Regions from separate parts of the Mus musculus genome. Here region 1 is linked to region 2. A link is a loop called in an ENCODE intact Hi-C map of the cell type or tissue named here. Cell type or tissue: gastrocnemius. All regions are shown on one strand. Links, peaks and the distances in the headings refer to the core of each region. The heading gives the core; the rest is flanking DNA.

The links. A loop is a pair of places that touch in the nucleus more often than their neighbours do. Peaks named below come from ENCODE experiments on the same cell type or tissue, not always from the same donor. Only the 100,000 strongest peaks of a DNase experiment are listed, where the experiment ranks them.
Region 1: a loop joins it to region 2, with 12 times the contacts of the local background. A loop is called at or near these places in 38 of 42 quality-filtered maps.

The regions. Positions count from the first base shown.
Region 1 is chr8:122,326,723-122,338,950 of GRCm38, forward strand. Zfpm1 (zinc finger protein, multitype 1) reads left to right here. Exons shown (of 10, transcript NM_009569.4): 5 at 5,368-5,467; 6 at 6,999-7,205; 7 at 7,730-7,960; 8 at 8,210-8,305; 9 at 8,391-8,537; 10 at 8,710-11,140. The coding sequence ends at 10,469. Among named protein-coding and RNA genes, the nearest start is that of Gm46056, 12 kb to the right of the region's middle. RefSeq lists an enhancer at 2,949-3,239. In gastrocnemius, for the core only: no CTCF peak of the experiment used is centred there; DNase peaks (open chromatin) are centred at 4,605, 6,209 and 6,621; H3K27ac peaks cover 1,105 bases.
Region 2 is chr8:122,268,215-122,280,442 of GRCm38, forward strand. Zfp469 (zinc finger protein 469) reads left to right here. Exons shown (of 3, transcript NM_001362883.1): 3 at 1-4,436. The coding sequence ends at 3,150. Gm39269 (a long non-coding RNA gene) reads right to left here. Exons shown (of 3, transcript XR_879285.3): 2 at 9,928-9,982; 3 at 5,664-9,462. Among named protein-coding and RNA genes, the nearest start is that of Zfpm1, 7.8 kb to the right of the region's middle. In gastrocnemius, for the core only: a CTCF peak has its summit at 5,106 (motif pointing right); a DNase peak (open chromatin) is centred at 5,126.

The DNA of each region.
Region 1 (12,228 bases), core at 3,798-7,797, 59 kb after region 2:
TGCCTGTAAGAGGGCAGTTGAAAAGCCTCCTTAGGGTCACAGCTCACAGTGGATAATGATGAGAGGGAGTCAAGGATGTTAAAGTGGGTGAGTGGGTGGGTGGGTGAGTAGGTATGGGATGTATACATGGTATACAGATGGATAGAAAGATGAGTAGATTTTAGGTAGGTGGATAAATGAATAGCGGGTGGGTTGGTAGATAAGTGAATGTGTACATGTGTATTCATAAATGGGCACATGTGTGGATGGACAGGTGATCAGATAGAGGGTGGGGGGGTGAGTGGATGAATGGATGGGTGGAAGAGTCGATGAGCAGATACAGAAGTGTGGTCGTGGAGGGATGCATAGGTGGATGTGAGTGCACAGCCCTTCACCCCAGCCTGCCTATGTTGGTCTGCCTGCTCAGCTTGCTTACTTTGGCCAGGGGCCACCATAGCATCAGTGAGGCCAGGGGAGGGTCCGTGACTGCTGAGCGGGGTGGCAGATGCATTAAGAAAAGATGCTAGGAACCGGGCGTGGTGGTGCACACCTTTAATCCCGGCACTTGGGAGGCAGAGGCAGGCAAATTTCTGAGTTCAAGGCCAGCCTGGTCTACAGCGTGAGTTCCAGGACAGCCAGGGCTACACAAAGAAACCCTGGCTCGAAAAACCAAAAGAAAAAAAAAAAAAAGAAAAGAAAAGAAAAGAAAAAAGAAAAAGAAAAGATGCTAGAAAGGCTGAAGTGGGCCCAGACTGCGTGACTTCATGTGGACCAGCCTTTAGGTCAGTCCCTAATGGCCTGAGGTCCTCTCATCTGGGGATGGAGTGAGGGAGCCTAGGCTAGCCCAAACTCACCTTACTGGGACTTGAGGGAGTGCTGGGGAAGTTTGGTTTCCATCCCCATCTTTGTGTAACAAGGGAGGGAGGGTACCCAGGAAAGGCATCTCCTCTCCAGGGCATGCAGCCCAGCTGTGCCCACTGCTGTTCTACCCAGATGTGAAATATAGTTTGAGCCCTGCTTCACTGGCCTGGGGAAGCATTCCAAGCCCCGCCTTAAAGAGACAGCAGCCCAGCCTGAGAAACCTCAGCTGGAAAGTGGCTGTCTGCTGTAACCTGACAGCAGGCATAGATGTACCCCGAGTGCCACACCCTGTACACTCTGTCATAGCTGAAGACAGAGGCCACTATCCTAAGGGGCAGAGTAGGTCCTGTGCTCTTTGAGGCAGAGCTGCCTGAGGCGTCTGGTGGCCCCAGGACTCTTGGTCTTCATGTGGCTCCATCTCCCCTTGTACCTTCTCTTTTTTATGTCATTTGTTATTTGGGCTACCCTGTTCCAGGTGATTTCATATTTTCATATGAAATATGCAAAGACCCTTTCTCTAAATAAGATCACTCTCACAATTCTGGTGACATCTGTGAAGCCACCATTCTGCCCAGTCCATAGAGACTGGGACAGTCAGGAGTGTCATTTGGCTCAGTCACCAGGCCCAGTCTAGGTTTGCTCTTGGCTTTGTGGGGGCCTGAGCCCCCTTCTTCTCCATCTTTGGTTTCCCCGTCAGCTAAGGGAGAAGCTTAAAAAATATCCTAGGCTCCCACCCCTCCTCAGGCTCCTCCATCTGCTCCTGAGCTGCAGCAGCTATGGCCTCAGACCTGCCTGCAGCTAGCTCCATCTTTGGGCCCCAAAGCCACCCTGAGGTAAAAGGCTGGGGCCAGGAGGTGAGCAGCAGGGCCCACCCTACACAGAGGGATGGCTGGCAGGGATGGCATGAGCCATGCGCCTGTGACTCTCCCCGCAGGTGATCTCTGCCCTCATTTCTCTGCCTGAGATGGCCAGCATCGTCCTTGCTCTCCTCCCAACACGAAATGCAGTTAACATGAACCCAAGCTCACTCTTGCTGGTCCCTTGTCCCCTGTTGTCCCTGGCCCTTCAAAGGCCCTGCTCCTTCCCCTTTACTATGTACTGTGTCTCTAGCCCTTGGCACAGAGCTGGCCTTCAGGGACTGAGGGGCGAGTACATGGATGAGCAGTGACAGTGGGGTGGGCAGAGCTTCTTAGACTTTGGTTCTAATCCTGTGTACACAGCGTGTATTCTCGGTGAGCCTCAACCCTACACCTATGAAGTGGGCGATGGGCATCTGGGGAAAAGAGAGGAGCCATAGGCTGTTATCACTGTGGAAGGAGGGTGGATCAGCAGGAGAGAGGGCCTAATTAGAGTCACCCTGTGACCACAGGCCCCAGCACTAGTCCCCAGCATATGGGGACCTGAAGCCCAGGCAGCAGTGTGGGATACCATTTTTGGAGCAAGCTGCCCACCTGAGAGGGCTCACCTTCCCTGAAAACGGCTTTATGAGCAGCAAGATTTGGGAACAGCCGCAGATAAAGTCGTCTCAGAGATGGTTTCTGATGGTTTCTGATGGTTATCAGCCCGCAGAGTCGGACACTGACCTCTTTGTTGGGGGAACAGGAGCAGGCTCAGATCCACAGGAGAATTTAAAGTGGCTGATGTCATCCAGGGCTGGGGGGAGGGAGAGTTGGAGCCAGGAGGGAGAGACAAATGATGGCTGGAGGGGCAGCGAGTGGGACAGATGCCAGGGCTCTTCTCTGACCTAGACACACCTGAACAGAGGAGCCGGGGGCCGGGAGCTGAACTCCTCCTCCGAGGCCTACCTGAGAGACCCAGACAGGGAGAAGAGTGACCACAAAGCCCTGTCCCAAGCCCCAACCTATCCTGATGCAGGGCAATGACATTCACACACACACACACACACACACACACACACACACACACACACACACACACACACGGAAACAGAGAAGGGACCTGCATGGAGGCGCAGGACCTCTGTTTTGGGGCAGCCAGGAACTCATGGCCCATTTCCCTGGGGACTTGATGTGCTGGACAGCAACCACTGCTCCCTCCTAGCACTGCTCCCCAAGGTTGCATGCACCCCATGCCACAGTGCTGCAAGGGGGTGCGGTATGGTGTTCCATGCACTGGGACTGCCACAGAAAGAGCAGCTTGTGCAGCGTCAGCAAAGTGGCGTGCGTGTGCGCGCTCGTGTTTTTATCATGCGGTGAACACGCTGCTCCGGAGAGCGATAAGCGTTAAACCGACCGCGAGGCTGTCAGTCTCAGTTTGAGGGTTTAGAAATATTGGGACGAATAATTAGATTTCATATCGTTACCACAGCACCCATCAGAGGATCAGGCAGATTAATTTTCTCACCCTCCTCCGCTCATTAATATTCATTAGAGTAGTGGAAGGCTGAGGCAGGGAGGGCCAGACCCAGCCACCTCACTGACAGCCATCTGCTGGGGCCAGGAACAGCTAGCCTGTGAGAGTCAGAGGCCCCCTGTGTGGCTGCCCACACCCGTCTGCTGCTTACTCTGTGCTATCCAACTGTGACCTTGAAAGCTCACCTACCCCCTGCATCCCTGGGAGCCACCTCCTGACGGAAGCCAGCCGATCTGAAGCAGGCTCTTGGGTAGAATGCACTCCCTCAGTGGACGTGTGGCAACTGCCAGCAAGGTCCAGGGTGCAAGGCAATACCTAGGTCCAGAGATGCCTTACTGTTCATGTTATCCTTCAAGCAGAGCATAAGTAAGCAGCCGTGGCCAGTATACACAGCTCTAGGGCTTCCTGTATCCTCACATTCATCTGTGCCCAGGGCAGAAAGGCCCACAGAGAAGGGCACAGCCTCCCTAGCCCCCAGCTCTCCCACCGCCCTGAGATGGTGGCAGGACAAGGAAGGGGATTCCTTCCCCTATCCTGACAGCAACTTTGTCATGTGGGCCTCACCGTGCTGGCATACAGGAAACTGAAGCCAGAGGTGCAGGTGTTACCTGCTAGGACTCCAGGGCTCCCCTTCAGAACCAGCTTATCTCCACTCCCTGCTCCATGGCAAGCCACGTGGCAGCAGGCAGGTGACGTGGAAGCCACCGGGCTGGGCTGTCATGACCTCATGGGTCACTGGGAGTTCCCAGCTAGTAGGCCTTATCTTGTTGGCTCTGTATATGCCATGTGAATGCGATCTGTAAAGAGTTGGTCCACAGGGGTCACAGGAGAAAGGTCAGACCTGAACCCTGACGTTTGGCCCCAGAGCCTATGTGGGCATCACACACAAGGGGACCCAGGAGTGCCAAGCACTGTCCTGGCAGTTCCCCTTACAGTCAGCAGCCTGTTTCTCCTCCTGTTCCAGCCTGTTGGTCATCTTCCTTACCCAGTGAGCTCATTGCCATGACCACCGCAGCGGTTCTTAGGAGCCGGGAGTGAGCAGGGGCTCTAAGCTTTGGGTTAAGAGTTCCTGGGGTGCAGGTTTCTGAGTGAAAGGCATTTATTTGAATCAAACAGCGAATGGCCGACAGGATGATACACAGGCCTGCTCTGCCTTTACACATAGTGCCCGAGTGGCTTAGTCCAGGGGCTAAGTAAGCTCAGCGAACAGGGAGGTGCCCAAGTGGCAGCAGTCACCCACCCCACCCTCCAAGGATAGACAGGACTGGGCCTCTGCTGTCCCTGCCTTCCACTGGCTGTGTCTCATCCTCCACCGGAGACCAAATCCCAGCCCAGCCTTCCAGCCTGGGCTGCACAGAGACATGGCCACGTACACTTACTTCCTCTGCTGCTGGGCTGAGAGCCAGGGTGCAGGGGGCAGGAAGCAAGCAGCTTTGGTGGCCCTGGGGGGCTGAGCCCAGAGCTCTTCCCTTCCAGGTTCAGATGGAGCTGCAGAGGAAGTGTGTGGCACAGCCCTAGGCTGGAACTTCTAACCCCAACCCCCTCCCCTTTATTCTGTCTCAGTTCCCTGGCCCATATGATGGGGAAGAGGGCACAGAGCCTCAGCTACCCACTACCCCTCGCTCCCTGGCAACACAGCTGTCTTGGGTTGGGGCAGCCAATCTCAGGAGAAGGACAGTGCTCTCAATGAACGGACAGGGCCAAAAGTTCCACCCTGCACCAGAAAGGAAAGCTCTACTGTACAGAGACATGGGCTCGTGCTCTCCCTCTCTCCCTCTCTCCCTCTCTCCCTCCCTCTCTCCCTCTCTCCCTCCCTCCCTCCCTTTCTCAGTTCCTTGCAGGAATCTAGCAGTTGCGTGGTATGGGCCATACCCTTGGTGCCAGCAGCTCTGCTGTCACAGAAAGAGAACACACATCAGCAGGCTCTATAGATTCAGTGCTTGACAGCTCTAGACCTTTGTTCCCAACAGAGACCAATGCATAGCCTGGGAATGCACAGCTCCCTGCCATGCCTCCAGTTATCATAGTGTTTGAACTACACAAGTCCTACTGCTATGAGCTACCAGGCTGCTGACCACCACTACACAACAGAGCAAAGCCCCCCACTCGGCATCCTATATAGACTGAGCCTTTCCCATCTCCACTCTTCTCTAGGGCCCAGCTGTGACCCTGATGGTGGATGAGAGCTGCTGGCTAAGGATGCTGCCCCAGGTCCTAACTGAAGAAGCCGCCAACTCAGAGATCTACAGGAAGGGTCTGTATCTCATGCCTGCCTCCCTCCCCGCTAAGGTCTTTCAGAAGGCAGGGTCACTTGGTTCTGACTGGTCCAGCTCTTAAAGGGACACCAGCTTATCTGGGTAACAATCAAACTGCCTGAGAGAGCACCCTGAACCCCATCTGAGAGGATGATGGACAACCTTTGGAGCTGCAATCCCATGCGAATCATAACCACTGACACAAGAGCTAGAGGGACCACCCTGGGCCCTCTACAGCCAGCCCCTGAACACAAGAGCTAGAGGGACCACCCTGGGCCCTCCACAGCCACTGAACACAAGAGCTAGAGGGACCACCCTGGGCCCTCCACAGCCACTGAACACAAGGGCTAGAGGGGCCACCCTGGGCCCTCCACAGCCACTGAACACAAGGGCTAGAGGGGCCACCCTGGGCCCTCCACAGCCACTGAACACAAGGGCTAGAGGGGCCACCCTGGGCCCTCCACAGCCACTGAACACAAGGGCTAGAGGGGCCACCCTGGGCCCTCCACAGCCACTGAACACAAGAGCTAGAGGGACCACCCTGGGCCCTCCACAGCCACTGAACACAAGGGCTAGAGGGGCCACCCTGGGCCCTCCACAGCCACTGAGAGCTCTGCTTCTCTACGTGGGCTTAGGGGGAGACTGAGCAAGAAGAGCTTCCGGGGACCACTGAAGGCAGCCTGCACTAGAAAGGAACACGCCCCAACACCAGATTGGATGTTGGCAAGCCGTCAGCCATGTGCTTGCACCACCAGGACTGACCTGCCCATAGGCTTCTACAACACAGTTCTGCCCAAGTGTGCCATCCACAGAAGACAGAGGCCCTTATAGGGATGATACTGATAAACATGACCTGATCTGGGTGGGGCCTGCAGACAGGGTCACAGTGACCACAGGAATCCTGTGGACATTGTCGCTTGATTTTTCCTGTATCACTTGGCCCATAATGGGACTTACACAGGCTCTACCCTGCAGCTCAGCTCCTACTGCCACCTTAGAACATACATACTCCCTTTTCTTTTCCCACTTTCTGCTGGGAGTGGCCACTGGCTTGAGACTGAGGCCAGAAGTGTCCCTACTCACAGCTCACAGGGTTCCAGGCCATGTGGCAGAACTGCTGGCCCAGGACACCTGGGTTTTTGTGGATTGAGGCTGCCCTCTACAGGCTACTGTGGGAACAGCACCAGGCCCATGCCCAACAGATTGAAAACCTGCCTGTTCTGGAGCCCAATGCGTTAGGACACCCCTCTACCCCAGCCAAGTGATAGTGATTACATACAACCCCCTCATATATCCCTGCCCATGTCTACCCTTTTACTGGAGATGTAAGCTCCCCCAATCCTTGCCTCAGACACAGGATAGCACACCACAAATCCAGCCAGCCACGAACGTGAGCCTGAATGCAGCCACTTCCTGCCTTTTGCCCAGACTCAGTCATCCCTGGCCATACAGCAGGGCCCCAGGGTGGGAGACAAAGGGAAGCACCCCCATTAAAGGCCCAGGATCATCACAAGTGCCTGTACCCTACAGATGACGCCCTCTGGTGCAGGGTTACCAAAGTGGTGCCTTCTGGTGGACTGCTATATGTGCGCCTTGTCACCGAGCCCCATGGTGCTCCCAGACACCCTGTGCAGGAACCAGTAGAACCTGGAGGCTTGGCCCCAGTGCACACCGACATCCAGCTGCTGCCCCAGCAGGCTGGCATGGCATCCATCCTTGCTACCGCAGTCATCAACAGTAAGTATGTGACTCCCAGGGGCAGACTTTGGTTGACACTCAAGTCAAAGGTTAGGGCAGATCCTGGGGGGGGGGGTGGTCAGCATGCAAAAGGTCCAGTTTACACACACGGGGAGGGGGGGGCAGGGGATAAATTATGCTCCAGTAAGACACTGAACTGAAGGACAGTACCCAGCTGATGCAGAGTGACCCGAGTGCTAGATTGTACATGGCCTGCTACCATAGGAAGGGCTCAGCCCCAAGGGACCTGGTGCGGGCCCCCTGAGAAGTAGAAAGAGAAGGTGGTGGCAGGCATGGGTGTAATATATGCCTAAAGGCAGCAGTAGGAGCTGAGTCCTCATGTCCCCTGTGCAGGGACAGGAGAATCCCCAGTGCCTGGGTGGGTCCTACGATTAGACGGGGCCTTCAGGGACACAATGAAAGGAGAGCTAAGCCACCAAAAGCCAGTACCTCAGCCTGGAGCTGTCAAGGCCAGGCCCTTCCTCATCCAGTCAGTACCTCACCCCCACTTGTACCCCTACCAGAGGACGTCTTCCCCTGCAAAGACTGCGGGATCTGGTACCGTAGTGAGCGGAACCTGCAAGCCCACCTGCTCTACTACTGTGCCAGCCGCCAGCGTGCAGGCTCTCCTGTCTCGGCGACGGAAGAGAAACCCAAAGAGACCTACCCCAATGAGCGTGTCTGCCCCTTCCCCCAGTGCCGAAAGAGCTGCCCCAGCGCCAGCTCGCTGGAGATCCACATGCGCAGCCACAGTGGTGAGTGCCCCGTGCCTGCCCTGGCCAAGCCAGGCCCTGCACTGGACTGGTGGTCAGGAAAGCTTGCTCTGCCACCATGTGCTATGCAGTTCCCCGTCCCTCCACAGCCTAGCGCAAGGCTTACCTGTGGCTATATGCACACTTAATAAAAGGCTGGGTGTGTACTTGACGCTGGGCGGCATATGACTGATGCGAACTAAAAGGGCCAGTGTTCCTTCCTTGTCACTGGGATCCATCTCTGTGTTCCAGGAGAGCGCCCCTTCGTGTGCCTCATCTGCCTGTCGGCCTTCACCACCAAGGCCAACTGTGAACGCCATCTCAAGGTGCACACAGACACGCTCAGCGGTAGGTGTGCTGGAGGGGGCCGGGATGGGGTCTCTGGGGCTAAACCTGAGCCCCAGGAACCTGACCACAACAGTGTGGCCTACAGGTGTCTGTCACAACTGTGGCTTCATATCCACCACAAGGGACATCCTCTACAGTCACCTGGTGACAAACCACATGGTGTGCCAGCCAGGCTCCAAGGGTGAGATCTACTCACCAGGGGCTGGACACCCAGCAGCCAAACTTCCTCCAGGTAAGCAGCCATACTGGAGCCTCACTGGCCCTTGGATAAGTGAAGGGGGGAGGGGCCTGTCCATAGGCATCACATGGTGTCCTTGTCAACCCTAGAACCCCAATCCCTTCTGCCTACCACATCCTACCTAGGGCCTGCCCTGGGCCTGACATGCAGCCCTGTGTTCTTGTAGACAGCCTGGCAGGCTTTCAACAGCACTCGCTGATGCACAGCCCCCTGGTTCCCGCTGACAAGGCACCCACCCCATCCTCAGGACTGGACAGTAAGGCCGAAGTCACCAACGGAGAGACCAGAGTGCCCCCCCAAAATGGGGGCAGCAGTGAGTCCCCTGCAGCCCCCAGGACCATCAAGGTGGAGGCTGCAGAGGAGCCTGAAGCCACCCGTGCCTCCGGTCCGGGAGAGCCAGGTCCCCAGGCTCCGTCTCGGACACCTTCACCACACAGCCCCAATCCAGTCAGGGTGAAGACAGAACTGTCCAGCCCCACGCCTGGCTCTAGCCCAGGGCCGGGAGAGCTAACAATGGCCGGGACACTCTTTCTGCCACAATATGTGTTCAGTCCGGACGCGGGCACAACCACCGTCCCTACGGCGCCACAGGCCTCGGAGATCCTGGCCAAGATGTCCGAGTTGGTGCACAACCGGCTACAGCAGGGTGCAGGGAGCTCCGGCGCAGCGGGAACACCCACTGGCCTCTTCTCGGGGACTAAGGGTGCCACGTGCTTTGAGTGCGAGATCACCTTTAACAATATCAACAACTTCTATGTGCACAAGCGCCTCTACTGCTCGGGCCGCCGCGCGCCCGAGGACCCGCCCACTGTGCGCAGACCCAAAGCGGCCACCGGCCCGGCCCGCGCGCCCGCAGGTGCCGCCGCAGAGCCAGACCCGTCACGCTCGTCGCCGGGGCCCGGGCCACGAGAGGAAGAGGCGAGTGGCACGACTACTCCGGAGGCCGAGGCCGCGGGCCGGGGCAGCGAGGGCAGCCAGAGCCCGGGCAGCTCCGTAGACGACGCAGAGGACGATCCGAGCCGCACGCTGTGCGAGGCCTGCAACATCCGGTTTAGCCGCCACGAAACCTACACTGTGCACAAGCGCTACTACTGCGCCTCGCGCCACGACCCGCCGCCGCGCCGGCCACCCGCACCCACGACCGCACCGGGACCCGCGGCTCCTGCGCTGACAGCGCCACCCGTGCGCACGCGCCGGCGTCGCAAGCTGTACGAGCTGCCCGCAGCTGGCGCCCCGCCCCCAGCCGCAGGCCCCGCCCCTGTGCCAGTTGTACCCTCCCCCACTGCGGAGCTGCCCTCTTCTCCGAGACCTGGGAGCGCCAGCGCCGGCCCTGCCCCCGCGCTCTCTCCGAGCCCGGTCCCCGACGGCCCCATAGACCTGAGCAAGCGGCCGCGTCGCCAGAGCCCGGATGCACCAACAGCTCTGCCCGCGCTGGCCGACTACCACGAGTGTACCGCATGTCGCGTAAGCTTCCACAGCCTCGAAGCTTACCTGGCTCACAAGAAGTACTCATGCCCCGCCGCGCCTTTGCGCACCACTGCCCTCTGCCCCTACTGCCCGCCCAACGGGCGCGTTCGCGGCGACCTGGTTGAGCATTTGCGCCAGGCACACGGCCTGCAGGTGGCCAAGCCAGCGGCCAGCCCGGGCGCTGAGCCCCGCACACCTGCCGAGCGTGCTCCGCGCGACAGCCCCGACGGCCGCGCACCACGCTCTCCTTCCCCTGCTCCCGAGAATACGCCTTCTGACCCAGCAGATCAAGGCGCTCGGACACCCAGCAAGGGCCCGCCAGCTCCTGCTCCTGCGCCGGGTGGTGGTGGCGGCCACCGCTACTGCCGCCTGTGCAACATCAGGTTCAGCAGCCTGTCCACTTTCATCGCGCACAAGAAGTATTACTGCTCTTCTCACGCCGCCGAGCACGTAAAGTGAGCCTGTGGGGCCGCACCACCAGGACCCTTGACACTTAATAAAGACATTCGGTGTGATAAATTCGCTGGAGGCCCAGCCTGTTGTCTTAGATCTAGTGGGCCTCATTCCATACCCCAGCTTGTGCGGCCCTGCAAAGGGCACCCCACCGTTTCCTCCAGGACTTAGCCCGCTCCAGGGATTCAACCGCCCCTGCAGAGTTCTTTTCCTCTGCCTCTAGCTCACCCGCTGCCCTGCCAGAAAGTGCATCCAATTGCAGACTACTAGAGAGAGTGAAACCTTGTTCTTGCTGAGTCTTCGAGAAAGAGGACCAAGTCCCAAAGTGCCCCTCCCGTCACAACAGGGGTGGGTACTTATGACTACAGAGTTGGGCCTGGGTATACCCCCTGTAGTCCGTGGCTGGCCGGCTGTAGGCCACGTCTGGCAGAACCAAAGCAATGGCAGTCTAGCCATTGCTTTGGCCTCTCTGCTTGGTCCCCTGAGAAGGTGTGAACATGGCTGTTCTCCAACTCTGTAAGTCTTAACCGGCAGCTGTAGAAGCTGACAGAGAGCCCTGAAAATACCATACCCCAAGGACCCGGGCCCTGTCGGCCAGTCCACCTCTCCTGCAGCCTTCTGAGGCGGCCTGCTGATGGACCTGGGTTTACACAAGAATAAATGTTCCTGAGAGTCCATTCACAGGCCTGCCCAGTCTGGAGCATCCCTCCTGGTCTCCTCTTAAGGGCCCTTCCCAGAATGCCATGCATCCTTCCACCTTCCTGATGCTCATGCCCAAGGCCTGGCCTCTGGCCTCAGTCACTCCATAAACTCCTTTCTCCACCTTGGCAGAGCAGTCTGCCCTCCCTTGCCTTTACCATGCAGGAGGGACAGGGTCTTTCCCTGGTCCCACTGTCGGAAGCCCAACCCTGCTCAGTCTACCCTGTTCCTTAGCTATAGGGCTCTACAGATCACCAGCTCTTGCCTAACCCTCCTGCCCCTCACTCTATGGCCTGCAGTTGGTCCCTAGTCACAGACCCCAAGGTCAGTCACTATGAGCCTCTGCCTGTGTCTCCAAAGTAAACCACCCATGTCAGCTCCTCGTGTGCAGCCGACACCATAGCACTGCTTCAGTCACCATCACGTGCCCAGGAGCCTGCTTGCTAAGCCACTCCGGCTCCATTCAACCCTGCCTGGCACATTCCTCCCTTCAAGATAGCCTCAGGTCACCATGGTCTGCCTCCTCACCCCGGTGCCCTGCAGGCAGGACACCCTTCATCTCTCCCTCTGGTCCCTCTTCCAACTCTCCACTCCGTTGTATACTTCTGCTTGCCAAGCTGCTGCCGCTGCGGCTTGATGGAACCCATCTGCCCTTGTACCACCTCACGATGCTTGGCCCATGAGCATCCATGAGAACAGGGAATAACACTGCCCCCAGCCACTCACCTCTGCCAGGTGTACATCTTCCCCACGCACTGGGATTGGTCCATGGGTAGGAACATCAAGGCTCAGTGGTACCGAGCCCCTGCCAGAGCACCTTGGATAGAGTTGGGCTTTAGCGGAGTTGGCTGGGCTGCCCCCTGCCCTGGAGATCTTAAGCATGACCTCCCCAGGCCCTGCATAGGGCTCAGCTCTGTCCAAATCCACCCAAACTGACCAGGGAACGGTTGGAATGGGGGTCCCATGCTTCAGGCAATGGTTCCCCTCTGAAGACTTCATATACATGTCTTATTGGGGCAATATATACCATCCATTGGGCCTTTTGGGGACCCCCATTTAGACCTTT
Region 2 (12,228 bases), core at 3,472-7,471:
AGGCCAAAGTGCCCATCACCGAAGGAGCCCATCGCTGAGGTGATAAACAGTGTCTCACTCGGCTCCACGCGCCTGCCTACCGATCTCAGTGACTCGGGCTCTCTCTGCCTGTCCCGAGAGGAAGAGGATGTGTGGGATGATGAAGTCATGAGTTTGCCCGAGTCCCTCCTCCTCGATGGCCTTCTAAGCAATAAGACACCTGGCCTTGACCCATGGACCCCCAGCCTCAGCCTGTGGGCCCTGGAATCCGACAGGCAAACCAGCTGCGTGGAGGAGAAGCCTTCCTGCTTGATGGAGAACCAAGATGAATGGTCAGAGCCCATCCCGCAGCTGCACATGGTCCCAGCAGCCTGGCGGGACCTGGAACACTGTAGCCCAGCCTGTGAGACAGCCTCTTCTGTTGGAGACATGAGCCCGGAACCCCCTAACCTAGAAAGGGAACATGACAACAGGCCTCCTGGAAATGCCAGCCTGCCCCCACTTTACGTTAAGGACTTTGAGGCTCTCAGCACCCAGCTGGAGATACAAGACCTGTGCTTTCTGAGACCCTGTAGTGACCTTGTTGAACTCTCTAACCCAGGCGCCCTAGACTTCCAGGTCACAGCAAATTCACAAGGCCCTCCAGACAAAAGAATGGAGGGAACTGCCCGGGCCAGACGAGCCAAAGGCAGAGACCTGCGGGTGAAGGGCAAGAGGGCCTCCTACAAGTGCAGGGTGTGCTTCCAGCGGTTCCATAGCCTGGGCGAGCTGGATCTCCATAAGCTGTCGCACAGCCCCTCGCCGCCCCCAACTTGCTACCTGTGCGTGGAGCGCAGATTCAGTTCCCGGGAGCTTCTACGGGAGCACTTGTGGGAGAAGCACGTGCAGGGCAAAGCAGGGCCGTGGGCCTGTGGCATGTGCCTGAAGGAGGTGGCTGATGTCTGGATGTACAACCAGCACCTTCGGGAGCACGCAGCCCGCTTTGCCCGAAATGGCCAGGCGCGGCGAGCCTTAGGAGACCTGCCCGGGTGCTTGGAAGGGGAAAGCGCCCTCACGCACTTCCTGAACACCATTGTGGAGCGAGCATCCAAACCCCAGAGGACCAAGCGCTCGATCGGCAAAGACAGTAGGGAGCCATCAGAGCAGGAAGGAGACGCTGGAAAGAAAACCCCAAGAAGGATGAAGCGCAAGGCACGTGCCTCGGTCACCCCCAGCCAAGATGGCGCCGAAGGAGGCAGCCTATCCGTTCTGACCAGCAGTTCTGCCACCTGCTCTGACTCTGCCAAGACGCCCCCCGCCCCGTCCCCAGACCCTTGGTCCCACGGCGAGTCCCCGCTCCAAGCTGTACCAGTGCACGAGGACTGCAAGGACCCCTCCCGTGACTGCCACCACTGTGGGAAGCAGTTCCCCAAGCCCTTCAAGCTGCAGCGCCACCTGGCGGTGCACAGCCCACAGCGCGTCTACCTGTGTCCCCGGTGCCCGCAGGTCTACCCTGAGCCCTGGGAGCTGAAGGTACACCTGGGCCTGACCCACGGGGTGACAGAGGAGAAGGAGCTCCCACACGTGCCTCTCTATGCCTGTGAGCTCTGCGCCAATGTCATGCACGTCATCAGGAGGTCCTTTGTCTGCAGCTCCTGCAACTACACCTTTGCAAAGAAGGAGCAATTCGACAGGCACATGGGCAAGCACCTGAGTTGCGACCTGCAGCCCTTCACACTCCGGAGTGTTAAGCGGCCAGGGGTTCCTAGGAGGAAGACCCGTGTCTCCCAGGATGTGCTACCCAGCAAGCAGAACAGGCTGATGGCGCCCTTCAGTCCCCCTGAGCTCAGCACTGACAGAATCCCCTCCACAACCAGCCCTACACCAAGTGAGGTGTCCCTTCCTGCACTGCCCCTAGCGCCTAGCCTCATCCTGGACCAGCCCAGTTCTCAAGAGAACCCTGTGGACCAGGCAGACCACTCACCCAGGGGGAACAACCTACCACTGAGTGGCCAGGATCTTCCACCTCCGTCTCTGTCTCCTTTCTCAGCTGCCTCAGCTGAAGGTACAGGCGGCTGCTGCAAGCTGAACAGAACCCTGGAGAAACCAGAACACGAGGCTTCCTTGGGAAGCCTTGAGCCATGTAAATGGCAGGCTCTGGTAGGGGAAAAGAGGGCCCTTCACCTGTTCCCAGGAAAACACAAGAGTCCAGGCAACGGAGACAAGTGTGCCCCTGGGTGTTCCCCAGGGCACCCCTCTCAGCTCCAGGAGAGGCTAGTGACCACACACCACATGGCACCTGAGGGGAGAATAGAGGGTCCCTCCCAGAAGGGCAATGCCACCAAACCAGGAGCCTACTCAAGTACCTCCCATCACAGAGCAGCAGAGCCCACCAAAAAAGCACTGAAGCCACCAGCACCACCCCGAAAACCAGGAGGGATGGGGATCCCAGCCGCAGAGCTGGTCTTGAGTCCTGAGGACAGGGTAAAGCCCAACACTTCTAAAGGTAAACTGCGAGGCACCCCTCAGAGCAGTGGAGGGCTCCAGCCTGGCACTCAGACAGGGGGTGGCAGCCAGCCCCAGCCAACCAGTGGGCAGCTCCAAAGTGAGATGGCCTCCACCCCTACTGAGCCCAGCTGTCCTAGCTGGGCGAGCTCCACCCCGGACCAGCCCCCACCTCGAGCCCACACCAAGGGTAGCACCAGAGGGCCTGGGGACGCTGTTCATCAGGGGGTCCAAGTGCATTCAAGTCCCAGGGAGAAAAGAGAAAGCCATGGAAGACAAAGGAAGGGCCAGGCCCTGGGACTGGGCAGACATGGAAGCGTGGGAAACACTGGGAAAGCCCCCTTGGCCCCCGACAAGTCATCCAGGGCCCCCCGAAAGCAAGCAACTCCCAGCCGAGTTCCCCCTGTCAAGTCGAGACCCAGTGGCCAGAGCAGCAGGGCAAGGCCACAGCCATCAGCACAGCGGAAAGGGGATCCAGGCCACACTTCAGAAAAGGGCTCTTTGCCCCAGGCAAGAGCCCTGTCCAGGCCCTACAAAAGGGTCAGAGCTCTCCATGTCAGTGGTGTTGCGCCTATGGAGCCCCGAGACCGCCGGACTGCAGAAGCCCAGAGCGACCTCCTCAGTCAGCTGTTTGGGCAGAAGCTGACCAGCTTCAGAATCCCTCTGAAGAAGGACAGTTCCCAGTGACCCAAAAGAGAGGATGCGTGGGTGCCCGGCTGATGGGCTTCTGTCTGGCCTCCAGCATTGGAGACAGCTCCCTGGTAGACCCACTGCCTGTTTCTCTGCACCTGAGTTTCCAGATTCGAGGCCTGAGAACAGGGCTTTGGCTGGAAGGCTGGGAAGGACCGGTCTCTACCGCCCAGGGATCACCTGCTTCCCTAGTGTCAAGTACTTGAAGAGAGCAGGTTGCATCCCATCACCGCCACCACACCCTGTTGGCCAGGTGTCTCGTGCTGTAAAGCTTGTGTTTGAGGGTTTGCACAGGGTTCCCCGTCTCTTAGCAGGGAAGCACACAGTGGCAGCTGCCTTTTCTGCTGCCATTGTTAAAATTCCAAAGTGTCATGGGAGAGGGCCATGCTGTCTACTTGGGCCATTTCTGAGCCACCTGGTCTTTGACAGCATGACAGGACCACCCTCCCCCACCCGCAACCACAAAATCGCGCTGGCCTCCAGCTGCACTGCTGATCTCTGCAGCACCTTGTCCCCACCCCACCCCACCCCCCACCCCTGGAACTGGGTTCCTATAGGGAATGCAAGAAGGCCCTTCATGGCCAGCATCCTGTGGGTCCCTCAGCCCTACGGCCCCTTCCTAGTGCCTTCTTTCCCCATGGGGCTCCAACTCTAGGTCCCAGAAAGCCTGGTCCAAAGGCTCTGGTGCTACTCCCGTGCTGTAATGTGAATACAGGCTCCCTGGTCTTCTTTGAACCACGGGATGATTAGAGTGGGGAGACCTAGCCAGAGAGGCTGCAGCCCAGGACTCAAGAGAGAGCCTCATCCACCGGTCTCCCCAGTTGAGCTCCAGCCCAGGGTCCCAGCAGTGAAGGGACCCCCCAGGCTGGGCTGTGGGTCTGGTCTGTGCACTGGCACAAGCCTGCCAACTGCACACCTGCCTGATATAGCGTTGTGTATCAAAGTGGGCAGAGGGAGAGGTTTCCCATTCCTCCTAGGAGTCTTAGAGATTCCTGCCTTACTTTGTTGTGTAGTTTGTTGGCTTTTTGGGGTTTTCTTGTTTTTTGTATTTTTGTTCTTGTTTTTGTTTTTTAGCTTTGGTGCAATGTGAGTGTCAAAAGGTTTTATTTTGACATTTTAAACAAGACCAAATCAGGCCCAAACTGCCTCCATAGAAGGTGCTGGGGTCTTTCAGAATGCCTCCTTCCAATGGATAAAGACGTGGGCAGCCCCCCCCCCAGGTTGTACTGTAAAAGCTACAGCTAATTTGTCTTTTCAAATATATTCCCACTATTTTCGCAGAAGCCCCGTGGCTATGTAGCATCTGTCCTCGCTCCCACTTCTCACCAGAGCCCCGATGTGGCCCAGGCAACATTTGTTCTGTCTGTTGTACCCCAGGGTCATTGTGTGCTATAAGCCAAGCCAAAGCTGTGGGGACACTTCAACCAGGTTCCCAGGGGATAGGAATTGTCTAAGATGGATTTAGGGAAATAGGGAAGTGGGCAAGGTGGCAGAAGCCAGGCCAGAAAGGGAGGGGAGGGGTTTGACTATACAAGGCCCTCACTCCTTAGTGTTGGGGCTGGGAAGCTCAGGGGAGTGACTGTCTGATCTGGGCCTTAGAAAAGGTTTGATAGACTCAAAATGAAGACCCAATGGGCCAACCAGGTCCACTGTCCTGCCCTGTCCTTTCCTCTGAGCAGGAGTCTGGGAGTACTGTGGTTAGCAACAGCTCCAACGCCTCAGACTAGGGTTGAGTGTCATGTGTCATGTGTCACAGACTGGCGGAACTCTGCAGGCTCACACGCCCTTAAGAGGGGACTCTGAGGGCAATTTCTTGGAGCCATCTAGGCTATGTTCAGAGTTTGACGGGAGTAAGCCGAGCCTCTGTTCATATCCCCCCTTACTCCTATGCTCCCTCTTCCCCACTCCCAGGCCATCCTGTGACCAGTAGACACACAGAGGGCATAACCCCAGCCTGACCACCAGGTGGCAGCATCTACTCAAACGGGGAGCCTGACTTGCCACCTGTGTGCAGATGCAGCCCTGGAGGCGCCTCAAAGTGCAGCAGACAGAACTAGGGCTCTCCAAACACAGTCAGGGACCCTGTCAGCTCATGGGGCCCACACTGATTAATGTTCACACATGTATAGGCGCTCTCTGAAAGCACACCTGCTCAGCCTTCAGGACATATATTCCAGATCCTCACTGCCCACCTGGAAAGTACTTTGATGTAAGCCATCTGGGGTGTATCTGGGAGGCAAGGGCCTGACACTGAAGGAGCCATGGGTAAGTTTCCCTGCGGAGCACACTGAGAGCCAAGAAACAGCGAGTTACCCAGAAGGGTCCCAGCCCTGGGAATCATTGGGGCCACAAACCTTTTCCTTGACCTTAGGCAGGACCTATCTCAGCCTGACTACGGAGGAGGGGAGGAGAGATGACCATGCCCATAGTGAGATGGAAGACAGGGGACAGGTAGAAACTTCCAGTTTCACCTGGGGACCAGGCAGCATAGCCAGCCACACAGACAGAGCTTGGCTCAGGTGGACTGCATTCTCTGATGGAGAAACAGAGCACCCAGGAAGCACGGCATGTTTATTGTATAGAGCTGAACAGAGAGAGTTATTGAATACAGCTGAACAGGGGGCGGGGTTTACCGTGTGCAGCTGGATGGAGGAGGCTGGGTTTGCTAATCTGGGTAGGCACAGTCTCTACAGGGAGCCGTCTTCAGGCTGTAGACATCCACGGTGTCCATTTTCTGCACACACTATCAACGCCCACACATGGACCAGGAGAGCAGGCTTTGCCATCTCCCTCTGGGTCTGAGACTAGGGTCGTTGACAGGGCTCTGCTTTCACTCAGAGCTTCCTCTGCTCCCCTCAGGCTGCTTCGGATGCTACCTTTCCTTGGCTTGCTGCAGAGCCTTACAGAATCTGTGCTCCTGGGCGTAGGAAAGTGTGGCCAGTATGGGGAGAACTGAAAGCCCGGCATTGGGCAGGCAAGATGGTGGCTCTGTGGGTAAAGGCGCTTAGTGTAGAACCCACAAAAAGGCAGAAGGAGAAAGCCAACTCCCATGTCTTCTGACCTTCAAATACACACGCACCCTCACACACAATAGGGTAACAAAAGGCAGGCTCCAAAAAGGCACATTTAGTGGAATAGATGCTGCCTGGGTATACGAGGGGACAGCGTAGTGCTAGGTGCCCATGGCTGGGTCCCTTGTGGTGTTCCCATGAGGCATTGGGGCTGGTAGATTCCAGAGCCCACAGGAAAACACACACTTGTCCATGGTACATGGCCAGGCAGACCGAGTTGTGGCACACATATCCATTCAACCTCCAGCATCAGAGATGAGTGAGCTAGGATGGGCCTCAAGGGACGGTCCCCAATACCCTGGGGGTGGGGCATCAGACACAATGAGATCCATACTGCTGCCCTCTCCGTTTGCAAGGGAACCCAAGGTCACAGGCCACTTTCACACAGGACACTGTCTGCCTCCCCGACTGTTGGCACAGCCTTGAGGGTAAAAGGTCAAGGTCACTCACTGGTCTCCAGCTCCGTGGAGGCAGGGAAAGGCAACAGGGGTAGTCCACCTAGGCCCAGGGTTTGCCTGGGAATGGATAAGCGGCACAGCCTCAGTCTCCATTTTTCAGGACACCTCCCCCCGTGATGTTTCTGGGTCCCTAGGAGGAGAGCATAGAGCTTGCCCACACTGTTGATAGTGGCAAGACTTGCCTGTCTCCTCTGGCCCCAAGCGGACATCATGCTCAACACACATCCCGCTACCCTGGCTGGCATTCATAGCTTTCTCCTCAGCCCCGACTCCAGGCGGAAGCTGGCTGGCACAGAACAGTGTGGACTCCACCACCAAACCTTGCCCCCATGACAAGCAGTCACTGATAAGACAAAGCAGAGGAAACAGCAGGGGTGGGGGGAGGAAGGGGGAGCTTAGGGGGGGGCACAGAGGTGATCCACACTGCTCTGTGCTCCTACTGCAGGCTGCAAAGTGACATCACACACAGCTTCCATAGTCCCCAGCAGACCAGAATGGGGTCCCTCTCACGGTGTAGAGCAGGACATAAGACAAAGGCTACCCGTGCTCCAATATGGAAGTGGGGGAAGGATGGCACACAGTAGCTGCAGCCAAGAGAGGGCTAGAGGTCCACCCAGGTGATGCTCGTCTCCTTGCTCCAACCCTGCTGAGCCCCACGAGGACGACTGTGGGTCTAGCATTGCCATTGAGGTCCTGTTCCAAACAGACTGTCCACTGTTTACCCAGGACAGCTATGGCTGCCAGGCAGACCTCCCTCCACCTGAGCATGGCTGAGGGTTGGCGGAGCCCTGGGGACACGGGGACTCTGCCTATGCCTGCAGCCACCCAGAGAATCTTGCCTTTCACTTGCACCAAGGACTCCTCCAAGGACCACATGACTACATCTTGGATACACACCCCAGTGTGAAGCTCTCTCTCTCTCTCTCTCTCTCTCTCTCTCTCTGTGTGTGTGTGTGTGTGTGTGTTTGTCTGTCTGTCTGTCTGTCTGTCTCTCTGTCTGTCTGCCCTTTTTGATTCTTCTGCATCACCTTAAATTCTGCTTAAAAATAACAGTGTGTTCCCCCAGCATCTTGTCATCAGCAACCATGGGAGCCATAGCACATGACCTTCCTCTCTGGCTACCACTGGTCTTGATCTGAGTTCCTCACACCATAGGCTCCCATGCCTAGATTATGGCTGCTGGCCCTGGACGTCCAGAAAGGCTCCTCCCAGCCTTCATCTGTAGCCGCTGAGTACCCACCCATGCATGACGACTGCCCAGGAACTCCTACCCCAGCAGCCAAAGCTGAATACAGGATTCCACATGGGTGCTGACTGAGCAGAGCCTGGCCCTGTCTCCCTACTCCACCTCCCTCACTCCAGCAGTCACAGTCAGCTGAGGCGCTGTGATGGTTGAAGGCCTAAGCAAGCTTCCTAGTGACATTAGCCTCAGGCCAGCCTAATATTACCCAAGGGTTTAAAAAGCTTGCACATGCAACATCCTTGCTGACTCCCCATTGGCCGAAGCAGGTCTTGTGGCCAGAACATGGGTGAGCCTAGGAGATCTGGGTGAGGGCTAGGAGTGAGGCCTGCTCAGCCTACACCTCCCTCCGCCCCCAGATATCAGTCGCCTCCCTTACCTCCAGTCCCATTCTGGTCATTTTATCACCAGCCTCCCCGAGCCACAGCTATACTGAGGACCGCCTCTGAGTCAGCTTTGCAGTTACTACAACACAATGCCAGAGGCAACCAAGCAGACAGAGAGAAAGGTTCCAATGAACTCATAGCTCTGGAGGTTGAGGGTGGGCAAGCACCTGCATCTACCCACTTCTGGAGGGTAGTGGGTGAAGGAGCTAGCATCCATGGTCAGAGATCATAGGAAAAGCAAACTTCACATGTTATTAGGAGTGGAGAGAGCCCAGGAGGGTATAGGGACTCCCTGTCCCTTCAATTGCACATCCCAGTGATCGAACAGCATCTACTGGACCATAGCTTGAGAAGGTCTCAGTACCCCTGAACATGTGAGAGAAAAAGCTCTAACATAGGCTTTAAGGGGAGACTCGGTATCCCCCCAGCACCCCATGGCGTTTCCTCCTTCTTGACTTCCCAGGACACCTATCCTTCCTGTGTAGTCTACACCCACCCACTGTGTTTAGCCTTCCAGGGTTCCCACAGAACCAGCGTCTAACCTTCCAGGACTGTCCACAGCCCACTGCCACCTTACAGTCTCATTCTGTCCTCTGCCACCCGCTGCGTCTGACCTTCCCCTGTATCCCAGACACTCATTGTTCCCGTCCACCATCTCCCTCTTTCTCCAGCCTGCACAGCGGTGACGGATGTCTGAGGTTCACCGCCTCATCTCAGTACGCCAACCTGGCCCATCGCCTTTTGTGGGGAGAAGGAAGGGAAGGAGGAACGGAGGCGGGGTAGAAGCCGGGGACCTGTGAGGTGACACAGATGAGGCGTGGTGAATGTGCAGAAGGAAGCAGGTCGTGCCAGTGACATGTTCTCCTGACCTCGAGGTGGTGTCCAAGGGAGGATGTGTTTCTGGCCACACCCTTGCCCGGAGGGCAGATTAAAGTCACATGAGAAGCAACACGAAGGGCGGATCTTGGCTGATGCCCACCGTATCCAAAGTCGGCAGCATCTAGGCATAAGCCTGTGGTGGCTGACTGTCAGGGCACGCTTGCTAGAGACCTTGGCTGTGTACATTGACCCTGGAGGCCAGGTGGAAGGGCTTGTGCAAATGTCCCGAGCCAGCTCTTTCTTCAGATGGTGTTGTCTTCTGACATCTTTGGTGGCTGAGAACAGGGACAAGGACCTGCCTGAGCCCTCTCCCCAGAGCCAGTCAAAGCCAGGAAAAACAGGCCAGAAGCACACACAGCCTAGACAGCCAGCCAGATGGGGGAGCTCTCTATAGACCTGCCTCCTTCAGTGGCCTCCCAGTTCCTAACTTAATTTATTTTGACATCCTGGCTGCCATTTGACCTCCTCGGGGAGTCACATGGTGTTGAAAACTCATTATCCTCTATTGAGACAGGAAGTTAATTAAACCCTTCACAGAGCTGGTGGTGACAAATGTCAGGATGGCCCTTAGCAGGGCTGCCTGGTGTCTTCAGGGCCTGGGATGACTGACAGTAGAGGAAGAAAGAGAGGCCTGACCCAGGCAGGGGGTAGGGAAAGACCTGAGCCTCTTCCCCAAAACAGCATTCAACATCCATTCTAAGACAGGGCATTTTCCAGAGGGAGTCCTGCTCTGCTCTTACCTGCTGTGTGGCTCCAGGCAAGTGACTTCACCTCTCTGAGCCTCCATTTATCCACCTGACAAGACAAACGGTAATTGTATCAGTTCCTCCTTCAGAAACTGTTATGCTAAGGCACGGACAGGCACGGAGGCTGGTGCCATGATGCCACCATGATGCCCCCTCCTTGCCACTGACAGTGAGAGATGATGAAGCCCCTAGTGCTGAGGGCCTGCCTGCAGCTGCCTTACAAGCTGGAGCGGAGAGGAACAGGGATTTCCCTCCTGAAAAGTGAACAGGGAGGGCCAGGCAATGGGAGGGAAGGGTGCCCACAGTACCCGAGCAACTAATACAAAGGCCCAGTGGCCACATGTAGGGCCTTGAGAAGGATCTCACTCACAGCAATCCTCCTGCCTCAGCCTCCATAGCAATGGCATGTACCACATCACCCAGCTAAGACAAGTGTTGGTGTAGCTAGCATCATGACTCTCGGGGAGCTGGGGGCAGCAGTCAGGATGCTAGTGAGGCAGGTCAGGAGGAGATGTGGTGAAAGCCCAGTCGCAGAGTCTGAGCCACCGGGAGTTGAGGCCACTGAGACTAGGTAGCTGCGGGAGCCAGTGAGGTTTGGAAGGGACAGAGGAATCGGGGCGTACAGTCGTCCTGTAGCCCTGATCTCCAGCCACGGCCTCATGCCTCACGTGTATTTTGGCATCAGGTAGCAATAGCTCCATGCACGAGCCTCCCAGCTTCCATATCAGTGCAGCTTCCATATCAGTGCATCTCCAGCCCCGGCATCCTCTTTCTCCTTCAAGATCTAGCATCAGTCTCCCGGTCATCATCCAAAAGCCATTGCAGGGGGTGAACCATCACAGAGCATGCCCACCAGGCATGGACTCAACCATAGGGCAGTGGAACCACAGCCAGACAAGACATAAACCTAGAGCCCCCGGGGACAGGGACTGAGGTCTGTGGAGTCCTTTCCAAGGTCCTGCCCTTCAAAACCACAGAAGGGCAGTTAGACCTATACCTAGGAACACCCTGCTGCTTTCTGCCTGGAAGATGCCTCGTCACCCATTGAGACCTACACAGGGTCCCAGGAGAAAACCCAGGACAGTTCTGAAGGGGGCTCCAAAAGTGCTGACAGTGGCACCCATGCTGTGTGCCCAGAGTAGGTGCTGGCAGCCTTCACGCCTCTCAGCAAATCTTCAGAGGATTTGCTACTAAGCCTTGGGTCCCCAGAAGAGCAGGAGTCCCTGCAATCACAGCAGGGCTTCCCTGCCCTGAGCAGAGTCCTCCTGCTCCACAAAGAATCTAAGGGCTATAAGGCCCTTAGCTGAATCGATCCTGTTTCCCTGCTGGCTCTGGTCATGAACTTGCCACTCCCAGTAGACAGAGGCAGGAAAATTGGGGTCCACAGTGGGAGCTCGGTGGAAGATAGAGAAAGGAAGGCCATCAGGAAGCTGCGAGCCCAGACCGTGGCAGGACCTTCTGCTAGGCACAGAATCTGGGAGGACACATGTCCCCAGATGGGAGGCTGTCTGGGATTCTTCATTTTAAAACAGGCGTCCCATATTTTCATTTTGCTTGGGCCCTGCAAATGATGCAGCTTGTCCTGGCCGGCAGGCTCTAGGTTGCTAGCTAAGTATGTCCTTCTGTCCCAGCCTGGGCTATGTATACATAGCATCATACAAGTAAATCAAGTCGGGCAAAGAATGGCCCCATCTCACCTTCCTGCATCCCAGGAAGACATTACTAATCAAAAGCCACAGTTTTCTCTCATGACTCTCAGATGTCCACTCAACGCTGCTCTTATCCAGCACTTCCAGCCTGAGTGTTACTTACCGAGTACCCAGCCTCTCACCATATGCCAGCCTCTAGTCACCTCCCAGGACTCCCAGACCCTAAGCCTCATCTCCTTGTAAAGTGCTCTTCCCTTAAGAAGATGGAAATAGACAAATTATGCCTTGTCCAGTTCGTAAGCATCTTGGGGCTACTAGACTGAGAAGACCCAGCCAATGTGGGGACCCCAGCTATAGAAGGATGGCTCCTCTGAGAAGAGCTAGAAAGCCAGACAGCCTTGTACAAATCTTGGATCTGGGCCTTGGTGTTCCTGTATGACCAACAGAGGGGGCAGCATTCAGTCCCACTAGCCAGTCCTGCACAGTGCCCTTCACTGAGTGTACAGGGTGTCAGGGAAGAGGCGACCACCTCTCTCTTCTTTGCAAGGACCTCAGTATCAGAAGCTGTAAAGAAATAGGTCTCATACCCAGAACGCCTGGTACCTGGCATCTGGCAAACTTCCAAGGGGACATGGATGGTGACAGT